2 separate regions of the Homo sapiens genome follow, and region 2 is linked to region 1. A link is a loop called in an ENCODE intact Hi-C map of the cell type or tissue named here. Cell type or tissue: Calu3. All regions are shown on one strand. Links, peaks and the distances in the headings refer to the core of each region. The heading gives the core; the rest is flanking DNA. Region 1 has its middle 28 kb from the start of CHL1-AS1. Region 2 overlaps LINC01266 (long intergenic non-protein coding RNA 1266).

Evidence for each region. Peaks named below come from ENCODE experiments on the same cell type or tissue, not always from the same donor. Only the 100,000 strongest peaks of a DNase experiment are listed, where the experiment ranks them.
Region 2: a loop joins it to region 1, with 4 times the contacts of the local background. A loop is called at or near these places in 4 of 110 quality-filtered maps.

The regions. Positions count from the first base shown.
Region 1 is chr3:412,539-415,471 of GRCh38, forward strand. No RefSeq gene overlaps it. Among named protein-coding and RNA genes, the nearest start is that of CHL1-AS1, 28 kb to the left of the region's middle. In Calu3, for the core only: a CTCF peak has its summit at 1,741 (motif pointing right); no DNase peak of the experiment used is centred there.
Region 2 is chr3:631,043-633,975 of GRCh38, forward strand. The region is part of intron 1 of LINC01266 (long intergenic non-protein coding RNA 1266); the gene reads left to right. Among named protein-coding and RNA genes, the nearest start is that of LINC01266, 40 kb to the left of the region's middle. In Calu3, for the core only: a CTCF peak has its summit at 1,706 (motif pointing right); a DNase peak (open chromatin) is centred at 1,729.

The DNA.
Region 1 (2,933 bases), core at 212-2,711:
TGAAGTTTTACTTTTATTACATGGTTATTTGATTACCATCTCTATTTATCCTATTAGTCTAAAAGTTTTATGAGGGCAGGAGATGCACCTTCATTTTCACTGGAAATACCATCTGCCTAGCACAATGTCTTGTATCTGCTGGGCATTTATTAAATGTTTACTAAATAAAAGAATAAAAGTCACAAGGAGAGATATTCAAAATAATTAATACATTTGAGAGAATGTCAGTCTAGATGCATGAAAGAAGTCTCTATCTGCACCCCAAAAACTGTTCTTACCCCTTGTGTTTTTCATCTTAATAAATGACTCCACCATCCACCCAGTAACTCAAGCCAAAAGCTTTAGGATCATTCTTGAATCCACTCTTTCCTCATTGTCCTACAACCAACCCATAGTCTCTTACAGTGCTAACTCCAAAATACAGTTTAAATCTATTCATTTTTCTCCACAGTCATTGCTACCATCCTGGGCTAAGCCAAAGGAATCTTTTTCCTGTTACTAGCCTTCCTTCATTCTTGTCCCTTTCTCCAACCTATAAAACAATACCAGGGAAATCTGTAAATATAAGTCAGATTGTATTAGTGGTTTCTCAGTAAATTTAGCCACAATCCCAAATGTCTAACCACATGGCTGTATATTAGCTAGCTCTGCCTACCTTATGACCTTGGCTCATATATTCTTCCCCCAAAAGCAAAGCTTGTGCCACGCTGCCCTTCTATGTATTTCCAGAGCCCACCAAATCTCTTTCTTGCCTCAGGGCACTTGCAATTGCTGTTCCTTCTGCCTGGAATCTTTCCCCAAATTTTGTGTGAGCTCACTTATCACCATTTAAGTCTCTGTTTGAAGGTCACTACGTCAGAGAAGACATTTCTAATTACCAACTCTAAAATAGCCAGGCTCTGTGATATTATTCCTTTTAATTTCTTCATAGCAATCATTACTACATGAATTTGTATTCTTATTTTTTTTCTTCTCTGTTCTTATTACAATTTAAGCTCTATGAGAATGACTTTGTCTTGCTCACTGCTTTCATACCTAGAATTGGCTCCAGAATATAACAGATGCTAAATTTTTAGGTAGATGAATGAACTAAAGCACTAAATGGAAAAATACAATAAATCATAATAAGAAAAAGCCAAATTAATCTTATCAAAACCTATTGGCTCGAGTTTTTAAAAAATACTCATATATTTAGAATATACAGTTGCCTCCACCAAAAAGCCTTGTATAGTGCATAAACACATAAAGCTGCTCACAGCAGAACTGATCAAACTGCCAAAAAAAAAAAAAGATTTTTCTTTTACAGCTGATGCCAAGCCCTTTCTTTTTTCCTTTTAGGGAAAGAAAGTCATTATTAATGTTTTATAAAACAATAACATGACATGTAAATCAGTAATTCCAGTTATAAGAATCAGTACAAAAAATTTCTTTGCTAAATGTCAGTATCTTAAAAACAATGAAGTTAACTGCAGTACAATATGCATTTGAATAATTATAATGAATTAAAATGTTTATAATATATGACTATAATTTCATAGGAAAAATGTTCATATTATAAAAAATGTGAATTCTTGCATAGAGTATGAGAATCAACTATGCTTTAAAATAAAATTTTAAATTTCCAACACTTTTTTTGATTAAACAGTGGATAATAATAATAGTAATAATAAAAAGCATACTGTTTTAATAAAAGATGTAGTTAAAATCTCAACCACTAGATGGAAGTGTTTCAAAGTAATATAAACTGCCTTACAGAAAGCATCCTACAGTCAAGATATTTTTTCCTCAAAGGCAGTTTTCAAGCTTTAGCATGTATTATGTATGTATTACTTAGTTTACACTCCTTCTTTCACTTCTAAATTGTGGCCTTATTATAATAATTATTGACTTTCTTTGATGTAAGTTTTTGTAAATTATATAGTTTTTTTTTTCCTAATTTAGAAGGGGTAAGTGTTTTTCAAACGTTAACAAAGTATGATAAAATAATCTTGTTATAATACTTAGGACTTAACAACCAGTTTTCTAGTTTAACATTTTAAATACCGGTAGAAAGAGAGGGAAATAATGTCTGAATTATTTATATTACCTATTTCTAAACAAATCGATATTTCTTACCTTTTTCTTTAATGTATAGGAATACCTCATTTACTGTGATAAAATATTGTCTGATATAGATACATAAATACAATAGAGTACTAATACCTGTGAAGTCATGAAGATAAAAATGAGTTCAAATATGTAAATACTTTAGAACAGTACCTGTCATATGCAAAATGCTAATCACACATTATGACATGTTAATTAAACATTTTTATAAAGCTGTCCAACTGAGAAAGTATAGTTATGGTCGTGTTGATAATTCTACAGTAAAGGATAAGGCTCTATCTGAAATAAGCTCTTTATCTTCCCAAGAAAGGGCACCAGATGACATCTGAGTTGACGTGTATTGTAAATAAAGCCTTAATTTCAAAATTGAGTTGAACTTTAACTTTAGCACATAAAAATTAAATACTTCTATGTAATTGGCTACCACCCATATTAATACCCTCAAAGCCCAGTGGGCACCCGCATCACCTGAACGGCTTGTTAAGACAGACTGGTGGGCCCCAGCCCCAGAACTGTTAGTTTTGTAGATCTGAGGTGGAGCCCAACACTTTGCGTGTTAAAAAAAATTGCTGTCGATCTAGGAATCACACCTTGAGAAACATTGGCCTACTACGGTGCATGGATTTGAACATAATCAGTTAAACTAAGGAAAATTCAGAAAGAATGAAAATAACTCCAAAATATAAGAATGTTCCATTAATTATTTGAATACTCTTTTTAAAGAAGTAGCAAATTAACTTTCAGAATGAAAAAGTTATGACATACTTCCTTCAAGATTTGTGAACCAAAATTCACAGCACAGTCATGTTTGCCCTGGACATTGGGAT
Region 2 (2,933 bases), core at 252-2,751, 220 kb after region 1:
CCTATGAAAAATGTATTGTTATTCTTATTTAGTGATGAGGAGACAAAAGTTCAGAGACAGTGAATGGTTTTCTTAAAATAGTTCATTGTAATAGTTGGTGAAATGTTTAAATCCAGGTCTGCTTGTTTCAAAGCCTAAATGTTTTCTCTTAATATGTTACAGTCTAGAAACAATGATTAAGAGAATTTGAGAGTATGAAGGGAATACTGTGGTAACAGCAAAGCTGGAAAGATAGAAAGGACCAAGCAATAGTAGACCTTGAATATCAGAACAAGGATTTAATTTTTTTAAATATTATGCATTTATGTATATGTATGTGTTTTCATATTTGTACCCTATCAATAGTAGAAAAATATTGATGAGAAAAGGTCAACTTATTCTAATAAAAATATTTGAAATGAAATATTTCAAATAATGAAGAAATGTGTACACAAATATATGCATATATATGTACATATACATTTATGTGTGTGTATATAAAAATTTTGAGTGGGGAAATGACAGCACATGAAGTTTGTTTCAAGAAGTTTGTCCTGGCCACACAACGTGAGAGATGTTAGTAGATAGATATTTGCGAGACTAGCTAAGGGATGCTTGAGCTAGCTCGAAGAAATAATGAGAGTCTAAACCAAGGTAGTAGCCTTGGGAATGGAGAGAAGGAATGGATGGGAGAGATTATGAGCCATAATGCTAGTTGACATAATCAGTTTCTCTGGACAGTTTCCAAATGAGACTTACCTTAGTGAAACCACATTCTTACACACTCATAAATTTTCTAAGTAAGATAACAAACCAGGTTCCTATGTAGGTGCTAAAAGGCTATAATTAAAATCAACCCACTTATTTAAAAAAATAAAGGTTAAGGAGGTGACTTAATTGGGCCACAGGAGAGCTATCTATTTATGGTGAGAACTTCCTACTCAAAGGATAGCACATCCAAAGGCAGTGCTAGTAAAACATTTGAGAGTTTGGAAATACGAATCTCTGAACTAGGTTATTCTAATTCCACTAATTGGCTGCCACCACCTGCATTAATTGACATACTGACATCTTTTCCCTGCTAGTCCCAAACATATGTGGCCACATTGCCCAAAGTACACAAATTACCCACTAAAGTCAGTGAAACTTATGGCTCCTGCCGACATGGTAGCTGGATTATTATTATTATCGATCCACTTGGCTGCATCTTGTCACTATGTCACAGCTGGCTTGCAGTACTAGGAAAGAACTATTGCATATGCAGAATCTTGAAAGCCATGGGAAAAAAAAGTAAGTGGGGAAAATAACAATGTTAATGGCCTCATAACGTGCTGTGCTTCGGTTTAGGACAAATGCTGGTGAGAAAGTCCAATCCATAGTTTGGCGGAGAGAGTGTTGGCTGGCATTAATGCAAAAATTTTATTTAAATTTTAATTATCGGTGGATAAGTGTTTTAGATTTTGTGAACATCCAATTTGTAAGTTAATTTTGGAGTACCTAACCCAGAAATCACATAATCTAAAATCATTCTAATGAGTTTGGCCGTGACTCAATTCACAGTTAAAGGAGAGACGTTACTCCAAATTTAGTCTCATTTTTGGATCATGAAAATTCTTAGATTGGGTCATACACACCATGGTGCCGAGTAGTGCTTAATTAACTTAATAGGCCAAGACTTCATTCCACATGATCCTGTGGGATTTGTGAAAGCGTTGGTAGCCGAGATAGAAGCCAAATCAAGAATGTACCACCAGGTGGCGCTTAAGGACTTCCTTTCTTCACATGTCACTCAGTCAATCCAGGATTTATTGATGTGAGAAAGTGTAACACTAGATACGCATTTCCAGAAGGGTGGCATGAAACTTCTTTAAAGATTTCAGAAATAATATAGTGTTTCTAATCATAGGATTGGGTCTATCTATTTAGTGAGCGAGACCACTCTCTACACACACATAAAGGAGACAAATGTTATCAAACAACAATGATAAAATTACGTTTTGTGAGACAACTGTGTTCATTAACGCATTTTTTTAAATCTCAAAACATACAACATTATTTCATGTTCACCATCTCATTTCTTGCAAGCGGCCTATCAAGTAAGTAGTATTTATTATTGTCATTCTTTTCCTAGAAGAGGAAATAAACACCCTAAGAGATTAATCAACATCACACAATTGGTTAATAACAGAGCTTGTAGTGTAATCCAATGATCTACTCCAAAGCCTGAAATCTTAACCAATGTGTCCATCTGCCTCTGATATGGCACTGGTTAAAGTGTAGATGATTGTTCTAGTTTTCAACAACTGGTGTTTAAAATTTAGGGGAAATTTTAAAGTTTTAGTTGACATTAAAGTTGCATTGAATTTCCTTTCTGGTAAAAGAAAGAAGCAAAAGGTGGTGGTCAAGTATATTCAGTAATAGACACAGAAAGACTATAATAGCAAGTATAATACACTTGGGCCGCCTTTGTGAATTAATTTAAAAATGATTGCATGCCTGGAATTGCTTAATATGAACTTCCCAATAGAAGAAGCTTTGAGTTACCCTTTCTTGTTAATAGGATTGTCACTTTTTTTCTTTCCAACTCTGAACAGCAGATAACACTGTATAATACTTGTCCCAACAGAGGCTCCAAATCAGTAGAGGATGGAAAAACACTCTTATTCAGAGACCCATTTTCTTTGTTTTATAAAAACCTGTTGGGAAGAAGGTTAATCACAAACAGAGATGTAATTCGGCATAGGGAAGACTTCCTTCCCTATTTTGACAATAACCTTAATCTTAATTACTTGATTCACTCCAAGGAAGAGTCAGATTAATGTACCTGTTAGAACACCACCTAGTTTCTCTAATTAATGTAAATTGTAAAATGTTCAGGAGGTGTTAGAAATCAGAATGTAGTTTGTTCCTATAATTTGAAAACATCCTAATCAGGATGTGTTCTTGGAGGAAAG